Linked DNA regions of Homo sapiens: region 2 is linked to region 1. Evidence: chromatin loops called from intact Hi-C (ENCODE). Cell type or tissue: IMR-90. All regions are shown on one strand. Each heading gives the region's core, and the rest is flanking DNA. Links, peaks and the distances in the headings are about the cores only.

The links. A loop is a pair of places that touch in the nucleus more often than their neighbours do. Peaks named below come from ENCODE experiments on the same cell type or tissue, not always from the same donor. Only the 100,000 strongest peaks of a DNase experiment are listed, where the experiment ranks them.
Region 2: it touches region 1 in a loop (4-fold over the local background); 4 of 110 quality-filtered maps call a loop at or near these places.

The regions. Positions count from the first base shown.
Region 1 is chr5:55,323,438-55,327,437 of GRCh38, reverse strand. It overlaps MTREX (Mtr4 exosome RNA helicase), which reads right to left. Exons shown (of 27, transcript NM_015360.5): 3 at 3,240-3,306. All of the region lies in intron 1 of LOC124900979 (a long non-coding RNA gene), which reads left to right. Among named protein-coding and RNA genes, the nearest start is that of MTREX, 17 kb to the right of the region's middle. In IMR-90, for the core only: a CTCF peak has its summit at 2,427 (motif pointing left); no DNase peak of the experiment used is centred there.
Region 2 is chr5:56,188,129-56,193,808 of GRCh38, reverse strand. All of the region lies in intron 2 of ANKRD55 (ankyrin repeat domain 55), which reads left to right. It also overlaps the pseudogene C1GALT1P2. Among named protein-coding and RNA genes, the nearest start is that of ANKRD55, 42 kb to the left of the region's middle. In IMR-90, for the core only: no CTCF peak of the experiment used is centred there; a DNase peak (open chromatin) is centred at 3,108.

The DNA.
Region 1 (4,000 bases), core at 1-4,000:
GAAACTACTACAAAACAGAAGAATAACAACACAGTGGGTAGAAAACAACATAGAACAGAAAGAGAAACTTTTGAATGCTCATATGCTGACAGGGAATGGCAATTAGAAAAAAAGAGACTCTAGAAATAGTTAAGGGAAAAGGAAATTAATAAAGTCTTTGTGCAGTGTGGCGATTCCTCAAGGATCTACAACTAGAAATACCATTTGACCCAGGATCCCATTACTGGGTATATACCCAAAGGATTATAAATCTTTCTACTACAAAGACACATGCATACGTATATTCATTGCAGCACTATTCACAATAGCAAAGACTTGGAACCAACCCAAATGTCCATCAGTGATAGACTGGATAAAGAAAATGTGGCACATATACACCATGGAATACTATGCAGCCATAAAAGTTGATGAGTTCATGTCCTTTGCAGGGATATGGATGAAGCTGGAAACTCATTCTCAGCAAACTATCACAACAACACAAAACCAAACACTGCCATGTTCTCACTCGTAAGTGGGAGTTGAACAATGAGAACACATGGACACAGGGCAGGGAACATCACAAACCGGGGCCTGTAGAGAGGTGGGGGGCTAGGGGAGGGATAGCATTAGGAGAAATACCTAATGAAGGCTGACAGGATGATGGGTGCAGCAAACCACCATGGCAGGTGTATACCCATGTAACAAAACTGCATGTTCTGCACATGTACCCCAGAACTTAAAGTATAATAATTAAAAATAAATAAATAAAGTCTTTGTGGAGATAGGATAAGACACAACCAAGAATACTGGCAGAACAACCATCCTTAGTCTGGAAGGGGAATGTGACACGTACAAATAGCCTTGGTGATGGAGGTTATAATCAGAGGACATTTCAACTTGATATCCTCAAGCCTGTGAAGAGGAAAAGTCACCCTGCTGAGAAAGTGGGAAGAAGTGACAGAAAGGTGGGCTTGAAGATAATCATGGAGCACAGAAGGGGCTTTTGACCTCCTGAGAATAGAGTTTGTATTTCTTTTTTCTTTTCTTTTTTCTTTTTTTGAGACAGAGTCTCACTCTGTCACCCAGGCTGGAGTACAGTGGCGTGATCTCAGCTCACTGCAACCTCCACCTCCCTGGTTCAAGCAATTCCCCTGCCTCAGCCTCCTGAGTAGCTGGGATTACAGGCACATGCCACCATGCCTGGTTAATTTTTTTTGTATTTTTAGTAGAGACGGGGTTTCACCATGCTGGCCAGACTGGTCTCAAACTCCTGACCTCAGGCAATCCGCCTGCCTCGCCCTCCCAAAGTGCTGGGATTATAGACGTGAGCCACTGTGCCCAGCCATGTTTATGTTTTTCCATCTTTTATAAGCCCAGATAACTGAATAGGGTCTAACATATCTTGAATAATCAAATGGACATCACACCTGTCAGACACTATGTACTACCTCTAAAGAAACATAAGAGACTTTCAGTAGAAAAATATTTTAAAAGATAAATTTCTAGAAATCATGTCCTTTGCAGTAACATGGATGCAGCTGGAGGCCATCATCCTGATTTAACGCAGAAACAGAAAATCAAATACCGCATATTCTCACTACGTTTAGTGAGAGCTAAACATAGGGTACACATGGACATAAAGATAAGAACAACAGACACTGAGGACTCCAACAGCAGGAAGTGAAGTGGGAAAGGGTTGAAAAACTATTTAATACCTACTGGGTAGTATGTTCACTATTTGGGTGACGGGTTCAACTGAAGCCCAAACCTCAGCATTACACGATATACCCATGTAACAAACCTGCACATGGCTAGGCACAGTGCCTCATGCCTGTAATCCCAGCACTTTGGGAGGCCAAGATGGCTGGATCACTTGAAGTCAGGAGTTTGAGACCAGCCTGACCAACATGGTGAAACCCAGTCTCTACTAAAAATAAAAAAAAAAATTAAAAAAAAAAAATTAGCCAAGCGTGGTGGCACGCACCTGTAATCCCAGCTGCTTGGGAGGCTGAGACAGAAGGATTGCTTGAGCCTGGGACGTGGAGGTTGCAGTGAGCCGAGATCACATCACTGCACTCCAGCCTGGATGACATAGTGAGACTCTTAAAAAAAAAAAAAACAAAAAAAAACCCCCCCAAAAAAACAACACTTGCATATATGTACCACCTCCTGAAAAAATCAAACTTGCATATGTACCACCTCCTGAATCTGAAGTTAAAAAAAAAAAAGATAAGGTTCTAAACCTACATTGAAAGTCTTTTTGTTAATTTGGATTACTCTGCTTATTCAACAGACTTTTAATGAGATTCTCCAATTACCTCTAAAAATAACTTGCTATAATGTTTATAATAAAAAATTTTGAGAAGGAAATAGTGTTATAGTTCCATCATGTCCCTAATGTGTATAAATTCTCACTTCTAAATGGATACAAGCTATCTCTGACCACCATCTTGTGGCAGAACAAAGAAACTGCAATTTATCAGTCATTGGAGCAAGACATGAAATAGCATGTAACCTTCAAAAATAGCACTGTTACTTAACTTTAGGAGTATGAATGCTCTAAACACCTACTCTGTGCTAGGTACTTTACCTAATTTACTTCTATAATCCTCACAACCACACCACAAGGTAGATCCCTTTATTGCAAATTTAAAAACTACAAAAAAACAATGTTTTTAAATAAACAAAGAGGTTAAGAAATTTACCCAAGATTGGCCCGGCGCAGTGGCTCATGCCTGTAATCCCAGCACTTTGGTAGGCTGAGGCAGGTGGATCACGAGGTCAGGAGTTTGAGACCAGCCTGGCCAACATAGTGAAACCCCATCTCTACTAAAAATACAAAAATTAGCCGGGCATGGTGGCGCACGCCTGTAATCCCAGCTACCCAGGAGGCTGAGGCAGGAGAATTGCTTGAACCCGGGAGGCGGAGGTTGCAGTAAGCCGAGATTGCGCCATTGCACTCCAGCCTGGTCGACAACAGCGAACCTCTGCCTTAAAAAAAAAAAAAAAAAAAAAAAAAAAAAAAAAAAAAAAAGTTAAAATAAGAAATTTACCCAAGATTATAGTTAAGAAAAATGCTGGGGGAGGATCTGAACCCAAGTTTAATTACAAAGCCCCAACTCTTCCACTAGGTACCCCATGGAAACTATTTATTGTTTCCAAGGTCCTCATGGCTAAACTGTTTGCTGATCATCATACTAGATAGTCCAAAGAAAAATCCCATTTGTAACACTAACCTTCTGTATGCTGTTTGTGCTTACCTCATGTGTACACCCTTCAACAGTTTCAACTGATTGTACCTTGACTCTGGGCATCAGGTCTGCCAAACTTAAAAAGAATTGTTTAAAGTTACACAAAAACAAATTACTTTTCTATAATTTGATAATAAGCCTCACATTGCACTGTTAAGGAAAATGACACTGTCCAATCATCAGTATTCCAAATAGGAAAAACTTTGGCTATTAAGAATACATAGAAATGTTTTCACATTATGCAAATATATGCTGAAAATTAAAAATGACCAGTTAACATCTTTTATTACAGATACAGAACAGACTGCCGAGTGATTATTCAAATAATTATGTCAGCTTAGTTCCAATAACTATTTTGAATAAAAAGTGCCTCTACCAAGCACTGTCACCACTTCAAAACATAAGCTGGTTATAAACCATTACACAATAGAAAGTATAAAGTAAACTAGCCCAATTCATTTGTTGCTATTATTTATAGAAGTGTTCCTGGCCAGGCACAGTGGCTCACACCTGTAATCCCAACACTTTGGGAGGCTGAAGTGGGTGGATCACTTGAGCCCAGGAGTTCAAGACCAGCTTGGGCAATACGGCAGAAACTCACTACAAAAAAACTCAAAAATTAGCATACGTGGTGGCACGCGCCTGTAGTCCCAGCTACTCAAGACATTGAGGCAGGAGAATCACCTGACCCTGGGGAGGCTGAGATGGCAGTGAGCTGTGATCACACCACTGCACTCCAGCCTGGGTGACAGAGTGAGACAATGTCTCAA
Region 2 (5,680 bases), core at 918-4,917, 870 kb before region 1:
TTCACAGCTCATTTAAAGCTTCAGTTTATAGTCATTCAAGTGAAAGATTTCTATATGGAATGTTCACTTAGAATTCCTCACTGGGATTCCAGTGCTCTATGTCAGAAATGCAGAAGTCCTTCTTCAGGGCAATGCTAGACATTTTACCTTTGTTCATTCATGATTTTCTTTCAAGGGTTTCCTGACTTCACTTTTGTGCCTTCATTTTTGTTTGCTTGACTAATTTCCTTTAGTATATTTTCAGGTAAGGTAGCTTGATATCTGTATAAATAACCATATGGATGAAGATGATAAACGAGGTATTCTAACACATACACAGTTGTAAAATCAACATAGTGAAAAGAAACTGCAAGATCGGAACAGCAACCAGGACCCTCTACAGGAGGATAATAGTTGTAATTCCAGTACCAAAAGGTTCTAGGTAGATAACCTTTATTAAATGGTGTTCTGAAACAAAGGGATGAAAAGTTTCTTTTCCAGTGGGATCTCTGGAATCTCCTGCTTCTACATTTATAATTTCCATGCATCTCCCCAGTGCTAAGTCTTCAGTGGAGGAACTATGTGACACTTGTCTGTTTTAAATGCATCAAGAAATCTTTTCAAGGCTTTCTTTGCTTAGTAAATATCCTGCTCCTCCACTCATACAGCCCTGTTTTACAAAGGGCTTAAATCTTCTCCTAAAATAAATGTGTTCTTTAGAATCATATTTTGAAAGAAGCCATCTCAAATTATCTAGTATGAAATATGTGTCATCATCTGCTTTCAAAAACCAATCAGCATCTTCTAAATGATGTTCATGAACATACTGAAAAGGTTTAATTGTTTTCCAGTATAGCTCATCTCTGCCTGCTTTGGTTTTCAATCCCACAGCACGGAAGTCTTTATTTTCTTCTGAACTCATAAAAAATACTTTTAGACAACGCTGGGCCCATGTAGCTTTGACATGTTTGGCCTTTTTCTGTAGGTTTTGAGAGCCTGTCATAACCCAGCAAAGAATTTTAACTTGCTAATAGAGGTTTTCAGCGATGTCTGTGTTCTCATCTTTACGTTGGCTAGAATCTGCATTGAAGTTCATTTGTCCTCCTAGATGATTCTGTCCATTATCATCTGAATGCCTCGCATGAGGATCATTATGAAGAACATTAGTCTGGGTGTCACCCTCTTCTCCCAACAAAATACTAAGTAGCTGAGAAAATAAAATAAACCCTATTGCCGATCCATAGAGGAAGGTTAAAAAATTCAGCCAGGATTTAGAGGCCATCTCGGAAAGTGTATTTCTGTCATCGGCCGTGGCTCCCTCTTGCCCCTCCTGGGGGGCAGAGAGGGCGACGACATGGGACCGGCGACTTTTGCTTCTCTGGGCACCCGCAGAAGTGGCTCCTGGCCGCTAGCCGAGGCCGCCAACTGCCGCCCAGATCAGTCTCCGGCAGCAGCGGCAGAGTTTTAAATAAAATATAATCTGCGTGTCTTCACATGCTTCTTTCTTCCTATTTCTTCATGTTTCTTCCATTTTCTACCCTCAGAGTCTCTCACCCTGTGTGTATTCTGGAATCTCTCTTTATGCACCCGTACAGAAGTCTATCTGTTTAAAGCAGTGAGAGAGGCAAGACCATTCAAAACATGCTCCTCATGTAAGCAGTGTGGAAAGAAACATAGATGACAAATAGATGAGAAAGAGAGAGAGAGAGAGAGGAGCAATAGGAAGGAGACAAGGAAGGACTGAGGTATTGTTTGTTTATGTAGATCTTTTAGACATCTTAATAAGTGGGTTTCTGATTGTCAGTAGAAAAAAACTTTCCTGCTCTCATTTTAGATTCCATTAGGACCATCAGTCATACTTTTCTTTGTACTTGTTATTTCTACATCATGCTTCCTCATTTCTATAGAAATTCTCTGTACAGTTTCTAAGTTTGTGCCCAATTATTTGCATTGACCGCAACTTAGATTGGCTCTTTCTAAATAACTTCTAGGGAAGCTCCTTCATTTCCTATTTCCTTGTTGTGCTGTGGTTTAGTGTACATCGCAGGGCCAGAAGGAATTCTGAAGTACATGCTATTCTGCTTCACACGTCTTCCTTTTCCCCCTACACTGTGCTTCACTTTATGTCTAAATTCCTTCTAAACAGGTTTGGTGGTCATCTAGCCAAGAGAGGTCATCTTCAGTGACAGGAAGCTCACTACTTCTTGAGGTGACTCGGTCCATTTTTATAAGCTCTAATAATAATTAGAATACCTGTCTCTCTGTCACTCTCACCCACTGCTATTTCTAACTACTGGAGTCTCACACAGCAATTTAACCATAAAATTGTTTGCATAAAAGCCCTTCGAAAAACAACTCTATTTACAATAGTATGAGAAAGAATAAAATACTTAGGAATAACCAAGGAGGTAAAAGACTGGTACACTGAAAACTACAAAGCATTGCTGAAAGAAATTAAAGAAAACACCAGTAAATGGAAAGACATTTTATGTTCCATGAATTAGAAAACTTAATATTATTAAGATGCCAGTACTACACAAAGCAATCTACAGATTCAATATAATCTCTGTCAAAATCCCAATGATGTTTTCTACAGAAATAGAAAAATCATCCTAATATACATATTGAATTTCAGGAGACCCCAAAATAGCCAAAACAATCTTCAAAAAGAACAGTTGGAGGTTTCACACTTCCTGATTTCAAAACTTACTACAAAGCTACAGTAATGAAAACAGTGTGGTACTGGCATACAGACAGACATATAGATCAGTAGAATAGAACTGAAAGTCCAGAAATAATCCCATACATTTATGGTCAACTGATTTTCCACAAGAGTGCCAAGACCATTCAATAGGGAAAGAATAGTTGCTATGACTTGAATGTTCCCACTGAAAGTTGTGTTGAAATTTAACTGTCATTGTACCAGTATTAAGAGGTAGGCTTTTTAGAGGTGATTGGAGCACGAGGGCTCTGCTCTGATGAATTGATTAATACTGTTATATTAGGAGTGAGTTAGATATCTTCTGGCATGGGTGCCTGATAGAAACAATGAGTTTGGCCTGATTTCCTCTTCTGTCTCAGATGCTCGCTTCTGCCTTTCACCCTTCTGCCATGAGATCATCCTCACCACATGTTGGCATCATGCCCTTGGACTTCCTGGCCTCAAGAACCATGAGCCAAATAAGTTTATTTATAAATTACCCAGTCTATAGTATTGTGTTATAGCAGCAGGAAACAGACTAAGACAATAGTATTTTCAATGAATGATGTTGGAAAAACAGGATAGCCATGTGGAAAAAAATGTATTTGGACCCTTACTTTACACCATATATAAAAGTTAACTCAAAATGGATCAAAGACCCAAACATAAGACCTAAAACTGTAAAACTCATAGAAAAAAGCCTAGGGAAAAGCTTCATGACACTGGATTTGGCAATGATTTCTTGGCTATGACATCAAATGCACAGACAACAGAAGAAAAAATCAACAAATTAGACTACATCAAAATTAAAAGCTTTGTCATCAAAGGACACTATCAACAGAATGAAAAGGCAACCCACAGAATGAGAGAAAATATTTGCAAATCATATACCTGATAAAGGTTTAATATTCAGAATATATAAAGAACTCCTACAACCCAGCAACAAAAAGCCAAACAACTCAATTAAAAATGGGCAAAGGATTTGAATAGACATTTCTTGAAAGATATGCCTATAGCCAATAAGCACTTGGAAAAATGCTCACTGTCACTAATATTAGAGAAATGCAAATCAAAACCACAATGAAATACCACTTCACCATCATTAGGATGGCTATTATTTTTTTTAAAACCCAAACAACAAATAATAAGTGTTAGCAAGGATATGGGGAAATTGAAACTCTTGTGCACTTTGGTGGAAATACAAAATGGTGCAGCCGTTTGGAAGACAGTATGGTGGTTCCTTCAAAAATTAAAAATGGAATTATCACATGATCTAGCAATTCCACTTCTGAGTATATACCCAAAAGAATTAAAAGCAGGAATGCAAAAAGATTTGTAGACCCATGTTCACAGCAGCATTATTCACAATAGCCAAAAGATGGGAACAACGCAAGTGTCCACTGACAGGTAATGAATAAACAAAATGTGATGCATACATACAATTAAATATTATTAAATCTTAAAAAGGGAGATAATTCTGACACATTCTACAACATGGATGAACCTTGAGGACATTATGCTAAGTGAAATAAGCCAGTCACGAAAGGACAACGGTTATTGATTCCACATACATGAGGTGCCTTTAGTAGTCAAATTCATAGACAGAAAGCAGAATGGTGGTTTCCAGGGACTGGGGATGGGAAAGAATGGGAAGTTACAGTTTAATGAGTACAGAGATTTGGAAGATGAAAAGATGAGTTTTAGTGATGGTTACACAACAGTGTGAATGGACATAATGCAATTGAACTGTAAGTACACTTAAATGGTTAAAATTTTAAATTTTATGTATCTTTTACCACATTTTTTTTTTTTTTTTTTGAGACAGAGTCTCGCTCTGTTGCCCAGGCTGGAGTGCAGTGGCGCGATGTTGGCTCACTGCAAGCTCCGCCTCCCGGATTCACACCATTCTCCTGCCTCAGCCTCCTGCACAATTTTTTTAATTAAAAAAACTCTTTAACTATCTGAAGGCTACTATCATGACCCCTGGAATAATCTTCAGAGTAGACACATTTATCTCCTTCAACCATTCTTCACGTGACATGATTAAAGTCCATTCATACCTCCAGTCACTCACCTCTGAATGTTCTCCAGCCACTATACCCCTGTTTAATTGAGACCATAGACCTCAATATGACACTGACCAGTTAAGAATGGAAAAGGCCTATCACTGCCCTCAATATGGCTACTAGATTTGGTAATTCAGCCAGACTTCCTACTAATTTATTACAACGCTGTTTATTTCTATAGAGCTAATTTTCCAGCTAAAACTCCAAGTTCTTTTTTAAAACGTTTTATCAGTCAGAACTTTTTCAGTGATTAAAAAGAAAATCCAAACGAATACACAAAATCTATGTAAATTGACTTAAGCTGGAGGCATCACATTACTTGACTTCAAATTATACTACAAGGCTATAGTAACCAAAATAGCATGATACTGGCATAAAAACAGCCACGTAGACCAATGGAACAGAATTGAGATTCCAGAAACAAGTTCACACATTTACAGTCAACTCATTTTTAACAAAGGCACCAAGACATACATTTGGGAAAGGACAGTCTCGTCAATAAAAGGTGCTGGAAGACTGGATATCTATATGCAGAAGAATAAAACTAGACCCCTATCTCTCACCATATACAAAAGTCAAATCAAAATGGATTAAAGATTTAAATGTAAGACATGAAACTACCAGAAAACATTGGGGAAATGCTTCGGGAGATTGACCTAGGCTAAGATTTCTTTTTTCTTTTTCTTTTTTTTTGGTTGTAGGGGGGTGGCGGGGTTGCGGGGGCAGGGCAGAGAAAATATCTCCACCTTTCTCTGGTAAGAGAAAGATGTCACCAGGTGGCTTCCAGGTTCATGGGTGGTAGAATAAAGCAACAGTATTGTTCTCGACAACCCCAGTCAACATATCAAACGTATCATTGCTTTTCGTGGGCTCTAATTGGGTCACATCCCTGAATCCATCTCCATGGCCAGGATAATGCTAGTGCTGAGTGGCT